2 separate regions of the Homo sapiens genome follow, and region 2 is linked to region 1. Evidence: read pairs that join two places in POLR2A ChIA-PET (ENCODE). Cell type or tissue: PC-3. All regions are shown on one strand. Links, peaks and the distances in the headings refer to the core of each region. The heading gives the core; the rest is flanking DNA.

Region 1 (5,388 bases), core at 223-5,222:
CGATTGGGAACTCAGTTACCGTCGGCTGGGCTGGCTGAACCTTGAATAATGGTCCTCTATCTGGGTAGAGTCACCTCTGGCGTTGCTGCTCACCCTCCTTGCCCCTTATTCTTGTTACCATTTAGTCACCATCTTACTACCATAGATCACTTCTAATAATGCTTATGATTTTGCTATAATTTTGTACCATCTTTCCTCAGACCCTTCTGCCATGGAAACCTTTTCATTATCTCACTTTATTCAGCATCTGTCACTAACCTGACACACCTACCTATGGACATCTTTTGGAGCAATTAAATAGCAATGGCATATTCTTTGTGATGTAGTTAGGAAATTTTCTGATTTCCCATAGGAATGTCCTGAAATTAAAATGTATTTTTTAAAAGACAAGTCAATTGAAGATTTTCATATTTGACTGAAAGCTAATTTTATAGGAAGTTCCCACTTGACTATACTCTCTGCTGACATTTTTATTTTTCAGTTGTCCAAAGAATACAAGAGGCTGGCCCAGTGGTGTGAGCTCATCTGCCTTTTTCAGAATATATTCTTTTCAGCTGTCATTTAAATCATCATCCTTATTTAAATTTTTGTCCATGTTCCTTCTTGTACTGGTGTCAAAACTTAATATTTTAGTCAGACATGGTGGCAATGTGCCTGTAGTCCCTGCTACTCAGGAGGTTGAGGCAAGAGAACTGCTTGAGTTCAGAAGTTCAAGACTGTAGTTGCACTATGATTGTGCCTGTGAATAGCCACTGCACTCCAGTCTGGACAACACAGCAAGACCCTGTCTCTAAAAGAGTAAAAATAAGAAAACCCAGCTGGGCATGGTGGCTCACATCTGTAATGGGTGGCCCATGCCTCCTGGCACTTTGGGGGGCCTAGGCTGGAGGATCACTTGAGCTCAGGAGTTTGAGACCAGCCTGAACAACACAGGGAGATACCATCTCTACAGAAAATAATAATAATAATAAAGCCTGGGTGCAGTGGTTCATGCCTGTAATACCAGCATTTTGGGAGGCCGAGGTGGGTGGATCATTTGAGGTCAGGAGTTCGAGACCAGCCTGGCCAACATGGTGAATCCCCACCTTTACTAAAAATACAAATATTAGCCAAGTGTGGTGGCAGGTGTCTGTAGTCCCAGCTACTTGGGAGGGTGACACAGGAGAATCCCATGAACCCAGGAGGTAGAGGTTACAGTGAGCTGAGATTGTGTCACTGCACTCCAGCCTGGGAGACAGAGCGAGATTTTGTCTCAAAACAAACAAACAAAAAAAATCAGGCCAGGTGTGGTGGATCATGCCTGTAATCTCAGTACTTTGAGAGGCTAAGGTGGATGATCACTTGAGGTCGGGAGTTCAAGACCATGGTTAACATAGCAAAACCATGTCTCTACTAAAAATACAAAAATTAGCCTGGCATGGTGGCACATGCTTGTAGTCCCAGCTACTCTGGAGGCTGAAGCAGGAGAATCGCTTGAACCCCAGGAGGTAGAGGTTGCAGTGAGCTGAGATCACACCACTGCACTCTAGCCTGGGCAACAGAGTGAGACTCCATCTCAAAAAAAAAAAAAAAAAAAAATTAGCCAGGTGTGGTGATGCATGCCTGTGGTTCTAATATTTTAGCTTTAAAGTTTGTCTTTTAATGTGTGGAGAGCTGGTACTATGTAAGAACAATAAAATAATTATAGTTGTTATAACTCTGATAGTCACCATCTGTGTACACTGTAGAGGAATGTTGGCACTGCAGTCTTTTGAGTCACATCTGTCTCTGCAGGTAACCATCCTATAAGCAGCCTAATTTTTGAACATAGAAGACAGTGATATGTATAATTATACAAATTTGACATATTTGTCAATAAAGATTTTAGTTTCTTTTAGATTACTTTTTCTCAACCTTTTAAAAAATCCTCCCTCTCCCGGCCTTTTAGGCCTGTTTTCTAATTGTTCTCCCCATGAAAATTTAATACCAGAGATATACTATGTATCTGTTTATGTACTGTAGATATATCTGCTTTCTGCATAACGTAAATACAGTACTTTTTTTTACCCCAACTCTCCATCTCCTCAACTCATTGAGAATACATGTTTTATACTAATTTAAAGCAATCATAAAATAGTGAGGCAGAAAAATACTGTTTGGTCATGCTTTATATGTTATAATAATAGTTTTAAAGGAATGACATTAGTATAATAAGTTATAGGTTTTTCATAAGATTGTTTTAACCTAGGAATTTACTATCTTGAGAGCAGCCATGACAAAGAGTACCTTGCTGGGGCTGGTGAGGGTGTAGCGTTTCTCCAAGTCCCTCTGATAAAGATGAGGTCCTTTGCTATGGGCAATTGATGTTTTCTCAGTCTTATAGAAAGCATCAATTACAGCATCTTTAGAAGACTTTATTTATCTGAAATATGTAAACTAAATGAAATCACAGAACTTTCTGTGCAAACTCAATTCAAGGCAAGTCCTTGAGCCTGGCCTTGTAACCAAATTACCAGCCATTAGTTATTCTTACATAGAAAATAATTTCTATGAACTTTGATTTTTTTTAATTAATATAATCCTACTATCCTTAAAAATAGGATAGGACAAAACTAAGGAAACAGGGTACAGTATGACCATATTTACATTGAAAAGTCATATTGAATAGAAAAAAAAGCCTGACAAAATAAAGTTATAAATATACATTCCTAATTTGGCTGCTTATTTTTAAAAGAATAGATACTTTGTGAATACACTAAAAACCACTACATTGTACACTTTGAAAGGGTGAGTTTTATGGTATGGGAATTTATGTCAGTAAAGCTGAGATATATTAATTTAAAAAACCACCTGAGCTTTAAAAACAAAGATTAGATAGAAGAAAAGAATGGTTTTATATCCAAGAACCTTTAAGAGCTTTTTACATTTTTAGATTTTTTTTTACTTTTCTTCCTCAAAGAACAAAAAATAAAATTAAAAATTGATAGGTAAAAATGTTCCTACCTGTTTTAAATTTAGAAAAGTAAGCACTTCTTGGAAAGAGCCAATACCCACAGTTGAGAGAATGTGGGAGAAGGGAAGATGAGTCAGGCCAGCATGTCACCAGCTGCTCAGTGGCCTGGCATAGAGCCACCTCATTGTTTTTTATCCAGCAGCGCTGAAAGTGTTTCCTTTCTCTTTCCACTCTGACTCTGACCTTTCGATTCCTTTGGATTGCATATGTTCCGTGGAGTAAGGCAAGCACAAGGATATGTCAGACATATCTCTCCTTGAATAGATTTTTGTGACCACAGACTTGACATTTCAAAACTGAATGAGTCTGAGGCTTTTTAAACTGCAAATTCTTCCTGATTTTTCCCATTTCTGTCATAATCTTCAGCTCTTAAAGTATGTTTTTTTTTTTAATCTCGTATCTTTTTTTTTTTTTTTTTTTTGAGACAGAGTCTCACTCTGTCACCCAGGCTGCAGTGCAGTGGCGCAATCTCAGATCACTGCAACCTCCACCTCCCAGGTTCAAGCAATTCTCCTGCCTCAGCCTTCTGAGTAGCTGGGACCATAGGCATGTGCCACAATGCCTGGCTAATTTTTGCGTATTTAGTAGAGACGGGGTTTTGCCATGTTGGCCAGGCTGGTCTTGAACTCCTGACCTCATGTGATCCACCCATCTCGGCCCCCCAAAGTGCTGGGATTATAGACATGGACCACTGTGCCCGGCCCTATCTTGTATCTTTTTTTTTTTTTTGCGCCCCCGAGACAGAGTCTTACTGTGTCACCCAGGCTGGAGTGCAATGGCATCGTCTCAGCTCACTGCAACCTCTGCCTCCCGGATTTGAGCGATTCTCCTGCATCAGCCTCCCAAGTAGCTGGGACTACCACACCCAGCTAATTTTTGTTGGCCAGGCTGGTCTCGAACTCCTGACCTCGTGATCCTCCCGCCTCGGTCTCCCAAAGTGCTGGGATTACAGACGTGAGCCACCACACCCGGCCTTTTGTATCTTTTATATAGAACTTTGCCATTGTTTTCTGTTCTTTAATGGCTGTGAAGTTACTCTGGTAAAGATGATTTTAGGTTTTGAAGTAGTTGGTGCTAGGTTTGACAGGCAGCAGGTGAGTGGTGTGGATGTCCATTTGAGGAAAATGGAAACATCTGTTTGACTGAAATATTTTTTCCTGCAGACCTCCCATGTAAGTGAAATTTACACTATTAAACATGATTTTTAGCATGTTACCTATGAGGAATTACATGCTGAGCATAGATAAGTACATTCTTTTAGCATGAAAAGATTATTTCAGCTTATGGATGAACAGTCTTAAAGTAGTAAAAACATAGGGCAGGCATTTTGATTGAGGCAATTATACTGTAAGAGAAAAGAAAGTAGAAGTTTTAGAGGGTGGGGCTTTACTAAGAAGGCTTGTAAGAGGTGATGTCATAAGCAAAAGTGTGTGAAAAAGCAGAGGACGTTCGAGGTCTGGGGAAGGAATGGATGATACCGTTAAGTGAGAGAAGGGTGTAGAAACTAGATGAGTACTGTTCTATAATTTTGCCAAGGAGTAGCTTTGAGGCTTTTCCTATTTTGTGATTTGTTTACCCATCTATCTGATGAATATTTAGTGAGTGCCTAATATGTGCGAAGTATGTATTTGTTCCTGCCATCAAGGAATTTATATTTGCAGTGGAGGGAGACAGACAATAAAACATGTATAATGTGCCAGGTGGCAAATGCTTTGAAGAAAAATAGAGGAGAGTGAGGGGTAAGGGGTTACCTGTCTCACAATGTCGGGGGAGAGGGGGTAGGCCTCACAGACAGGTGAATTTTGAGCAGACTTGAAGGAAGTGAGAAACCCATCATATGAAATGGGGAAATTGCCTCATGGAGCAGGCTTTGAAGCAAGGATGTGCTGGGCAGTTTTGAGGAACAGAAGGGCCAGCATGGCTGGAGTGGAGTCAGCAAGGGGAAAGCTGGAGGAGTTGAGGAGAGAGAGGAGAGAGGGCAGCTGGGGGATAGAGAGTACTGGGGTGTATCTCCCATGGCCTGGTAAGGACTTGAGATTTTACTGAGTGAGATGGGATGTCATGGAGGATGGTACTTTCGTAGCATGTAGTGTAGTGGAAAGAGCTTGGATTTGGTGGTAAGGGAGCTATGTTTACTCCTTTCTCTGCCAAGGATCAGCTATATGTTCTAGTGTCAATTTCTTTACAGGTAATCAGGGGCTGTTCCCTTATCCCATCTGTGCAGGAATAAATGAGATTATTTTATAAGGTTCTTAGTATAGTGGTTGAAGATACATAGTAGCTAATATTGTCACCTATATCGTTATTGTAAATATTAACAAAGATTGAAGATACCAGAACAATTTCTCCATTTAACAAGTCTGTTGACCCACTTGAAAAAGTGGTTTTGTAATATT
Region 2 (5,388 bases), core at 144-5,143, 60 kb after region 1:
CCATAATGGCTGTATTAATTTGCATTCCCACCATCAGTGTATGAATTCCCTTTTCTCTGCATCTTTGCCAGCATTTGTTTTGTCTTTTTGATAGTAGCTGTACTAACTGGGGTGACATACTAACAGTGGTTTTGATTTGCATTTCCCTGATCTTTAGTGATACTGAGCGTTTTTTCATATACTTCTTGGCTTAAGTAACTTTTAAACATATTATTCTGACTGTACAAACTCAGAAATATTCTAAGGACAAAAATTGCAAAAGGCAGAGGTGAAAAGACAGCTTGAGCCCAGAGGTTCAAGACCTGCCTGGCAACATGGTGAGATCCTGTTCTCCATAAAAAAGAAAAAAAAATAGTTTATTTTTGCAAAAGAGAAGCACAGAAGGATTAAACCAGAGACCAGTAAAACAATTATCATAAGGAGTAGATGATCAAACGTTCAACATGTGAACATTTACAAAGTTCAAAAGTCACAACTATATAAAAACAGACTTAGAGAAGTCTTAACTACATGTGTAGTAATCTTGAAATTATTTTGTTTGTAATATAGGATAGAGCAAAGAAATAATTTTACTGGATTAGGGGGAACCAGGGTTCTTAGGAGATATTAATGAATTAGGAGAATGGGACACAATTAGAAAGTATACTGTGGTATTAGTTTTGAATTGGTGGCATTAATATTAACTTATAGATTAAAAAAATTTTTTTTCTATCTCAGTCCAAGGAAAGGGCCTAGAAGCCCCAGTAAGAATGAATATTTCCAGGGACTAGATTTTGGGTTCCAAATATGGTTTCCCACCAAAAGGAGGCAATGTTTTTTAGAGAAGTTCCTGATTTCTTAATGTGGGGCAAAGAAGTCCTGGAACATATTGTGTTGGAAAGCAAGAACGTGCTCAAAAACTGATGGAAACATGTCAAAAAGGCACAGGAGCCTATTTGAAAGTTTCCTACCATCAAAACTTGAAACAATTTGAACATCTAAAAGAATAATGGTAGGTATGGATTATAACACATTATGTGAGAGAGAATTTGTAAGTCCGTAATTATACTTTAAAATTAAAAAAAACTCACTTTGTTACAAAGAGAAAAAATGGGGAAATATACAGTTGTTCTTTACAGAAGAAATGACACTTAAAATGTAGAAAAAATATAAAATTACAAAATCACTAATTTGCACTAATGATTGACTCCAGGCAAGGATCATCAGTCATTGGATGTTAAAACCATTGGAAGAAAGGCTGTAGGTGAACAGGATATTTACATGGTCTCAAGGTATGACACCACCAATTATTTGTTAATTGCATAGAGAAAAATATGCCTTTAAAGTGGAGAGATCTGGTGGTCAAACTTAGCATTACCTGTAATGGGACAAACTGTCATGTGTCTCCTGAAGTGATACAGTGAAACACACGGTATCACCTGTATAATATTTTTGCCAAAACTGTTTAACTTAAATCTAGTTATAAAGTACGAATCAGACAAATTCAGAATGTGTACCTTCCATAAGACATCTGCCCTGGGTTTATAAATAATGTCATTATCATAAAAAAAAAACAGTGGTGGGATGATATAAAATTAAAGGAGACTAAAGAGACATGGCCATCAGATTCAAGGACCTTGATCGGGTCCTCAACTTATATATATATTGTAAAGCTATAAATTTTGAGTACAATTGGATAAATTTGAGTATGGACTGTATTAGGTAATGTGGAATCATAATAACTTTCCTAGATGATACATTATTGAAAAATAATTACTCTCGGCTGGGCGTGGCGGCTCACGCCTATAATCTCGGCACTTTGGGAGGCTAAGGCGGGTGGATCACGAGATCAGGAGATCAAGACTAGCCTGGCCAACGTGGTGAAACACCATCTCTACTAAAAACAAAAAATTAGCCAGCCATGGTGGCATGCGCCTTTAGTCCCAGCTACTCAGGAGGCTGAGGCAGGAAAATTGCTTAAACCCAGGAGGCGGAGGTTGCAGTGAGCCAAGATCACACCACTGCACTCCAGCTTGGGCAACAGAGGAAGACTCTGTCTAAAAATAAATAAATAAATAAAATAAAATAAAAGTAATAATTATTTCTCTATTGATAAAAATGTTAAAATAGATTTTGTTATTGTGACTTCTGGTTTAAAACACAATATAGCTTTGAAAGTATATAATTAGTTAACAAAGAGAACCAATTTACAGAATTAGGCAGGAGTTTCATGGGATTGTCTTTTGAATGTCCAGTTGCAGTTTAGATATATGTAGATTTCCAGTCTGTGTATATGTAAGCATAGAATTAAGTATGAGGTACTTGATTATTGCCTTTCATTGCTGCTCGCTGTGATCAAGGATGATTAAATAATTTGCATGTAATGGGAATTTTAAAAATGCTATTTAATAAAATGTTTCATTTTGTTTCATGTTCTGTTCACACATACTTTTTAATTTTTTAAGTATGTGAGAAACTGAAAGTGAGAAATTGGCAGTACTTTGGAAAGTCCTGAAGTATTTATTAGTAAGACTATTATCTTTGTTGAAAAATAGCTATATTATTCCTTTCTTAAAATAATTTGAGACCTCACAAATGAAGACATAATAAAAAGAATAAAGAAAAGTTGAAGGAATAAAAACAGCAAAATGCCAGTAGATTGCAGTGCTGATTGAGGCTCAATGTAGTTGTGTGAAAAGTGTTTCACAGTTATAAAGTATATGAAACTCTGAAGGCCAGTATGATCCAGTTTTTTCCTGAATTAAATTGTTTTAAAAAAATTCATTTGGTGTGACATTAAGGTACGATAAATCAATGGAACTCACTTTTGAAGAGCTAAGCTGATGTGGTCACAGTAGATAGCTTTCTGATGATTCACCTTGATGCAAAGACACAAGATAGAATAATATACTGGATGAATAGATGGATGTTAGAGTCTCTGAAAATAATTTCCTTTTATTTACCTTTGCTCTGTGATTGAATGCTGCCATCCCCTGAGGAACTAGACCAATTATTTGTATTCTCTCCTTTGGTTAAAAGCAGGCATGAAAGCATTGAAAAACCAGAAAAGCAAATTGTACAATTGACATTTTCCTACTTAAATTGAGCAATGTATTCATCATTTCCACTTTGCAATATAAAAAATATTTATTGTATTAACTTTTCACAATATTTTGTGAAATATTTATGTTTCACAAAAATATAGATTTTTTGTAAATATTTTATGTTTGTTTATATTTAAAAATATTTATATTTTTTTCTCCAAAAAAATAGTCATGTTCTAATGACTAAATTGGTGGGCAAGGAATGCTGTTCAGAATGAAAGGATTTACTGTGACTGGCTCTCCTTGTACATTGAAACTATCCTTACATATTATTCACAACTTATAGTCTGTTACTTATTAACAGCTTATAGTCAGTTCCTTAAGTTTGACTGTTTAATAAGGATTAAATATGTGTGCATACAATAAATGTCTTTACTTTGGAAATTAGTGGTGATAATTTGTTTCTATATTTGACCGTTCTCTAGGTTGTTCAATGTTTTTCTGTTTTTCCCAGGTGATAACTAAATGACAGTTACTAAACAGGCATAAGTGGTCTTCCTTTAAAGAAATGAAATTCATACATAATATTATTATAATGATTAGATTTACAAATAGAGACATGGGAAGTATTTATAAGCCACTAATGCTAATGGTTTGCTTATTCTATTAAGTTAAATATCTGTATAACAACTAAGTAACTTGAATGTCCATTAGAAATGAAAGTAAAGGATTAAATAGTGGGATAGAGTTGATCTAAAAATACTTTTCGAAGGAAGAAAGTTTCAGAGTTAGGCTTGATGAAATGATTAGTGATTGGTTTGGAAGAACTAAAGATTATTGAGAATCATGAGCTGTAAGGATAAAGATGTACTCAAGTACCATTTGATGTTCACCCTTAAGTATTTAACTGTGAGCCAGGTGTGGTAGTGTGGTGGTGTGCACCTGTAATTCCAGCTACTTGGGAGGTTGAGGCGGGAGGATCACTTGAGCCTAGGAGTTCTTGAGCCTGTCTCTTAAAAAAATTTTTTTTTAACTGAGGAATTAGATTTGGGCTACTGTGTTAGTTCATTTTGTGCTGTTATAAAGGAATACCTGAGGCTGGGCAATGTATTTTAAAAAGAGGTTTATTTTTGGCCCATTGTTCTGCAGAATGTACAAGAAGAAACACAGTGCCAGCATTTGCTTCTACTGAGGCTTCACGAAGCTCACAGTCATGGTGGAAGGCAGAGGGGGAGCTGGCATATCACATGGTAACTGAGGGAGCAAGAAATATTAATAGGATGAGGTGCCAGGCTTTTTAGCAATCAGATTTCATGGTAACTAAGAGAGTAAGAACTCACTCATTACTGTGGGAAGGGCACCGAGATATTCATGAAGGATCCGCTCCTGTGACTGAAACACCTCCCACCAGGCTCTGTCCCCAACATTGGGGATCATATTTCAACATGAGATTTGGAGGGAACAAACACCCAAACCACATCAGACACTGTATGTTGTTTCTCCACTGAAATGTTGAGAGAAAAAGAGAAAAGTTAATACAATTGATAAGGTGATAGTTTTTAAAAAGTAATAATTATTATTTATGGGTGCTAATTGTAATTTTTAAAATGGATCCAGTGACTTTGTCTTTCGGAATTATGCTTACTTACAATGATAGGAAAGGGAGCACTGGCCCTATTTGTTTGCATGTGCACATTTCCATTCCATTTTCTTCTAATGATAGTATTGTATCACAGCTTACAAATTCAGTAACTATGCCAGGCTCAAAGGGAACATACATTTAGTGACTAGCCATGTGTGTGTGACCTTTCTTTTGTGGTCTACCCCTTGTTTTGGTGATGAATTCTGTGTTCTGCTCTTAGGTGAATTTCTGTTAGCATTTTGAAACCAAATGTGTATCACCTTATTTCAAAACCTGAATTATCAACTATTAAAACAATCATAAACTATTAGTGGCAGAACTCTAAAATGCAAAATATCTAGCAATAATAAATAATTTGACAGAAAATCAAATTATAACTAATGCTTTTTTCCTAATTCCAGAAAATCTTGCCAGTTGCTATTGTGGACACTAAAATATAAATGATTTTTTTATTAAAGGTTATTGTTGAGATCAATTTTGAAATTCAGATATAAATAATCCTTCTTAAAGGAAGAAGATGACCAGGCCACAACTAATTATTTTAGGCAGGCTTTAAAAACCAAGCACATACTTAAAAGCTTGAAAATTATTCTTAATAATGTTGCTACATGATACAGTTGTATCTTATGGGAGAGTTAATTCTGAAGTTAGCAAGTAAAGTGAAAGTCTTATATAGTCAGAATTACCCCTGGAAATTCCTTATCACCCATAAAGTAATGGTAC

The links. ChIA-PET counts read pairs that join two places held together with the same protein. Peaks named below come from ENCODE experiments on the same cell type or tissue, not always from the same donor. Only the 100,000 strongest peaks of a DNase experiment are listed, where the experiment ranks them.
Region 2: POLR2A ChIA-PET joins it to region 1 with 15 read pairs; 2 of 35 experiments call an interaction of 5 or more read pairs at or near these places.

Annotation. Positions count from the first base shown.
Region 1 is chr2:174,996,328-175,001,715 of GRCh38, reverse strand. The region is part of intron 1 of CHN1 (chimerin 1); the gene reads left to right. Among named protein-coding and RNA genes, the nearest start is that of CHN1, 6.4 kb to the left of the region's middle. In PC-3, for the core only: no CTCF peak of the experiment used is centred there; a DNase peak (open chromatin) is centred at 3,125; H3K4me3 peaks cover 493 bases; H3K27ac peaks cover 443 bases.
Region 2 is chr2:174,936,699-174,942,086 of GRCh38, reverse strand. The region is part of intron 3 of CHN1 (chimerin 1); the gene reads left to right. Among named protein-coding and RNA genes, the nearest start is that of CHN1, 66 kb to the left of the region's middle. In PC-3, for the core only: no CTCF peak of the experiment used is centred there; no DNase peak of the experiment used is centred there.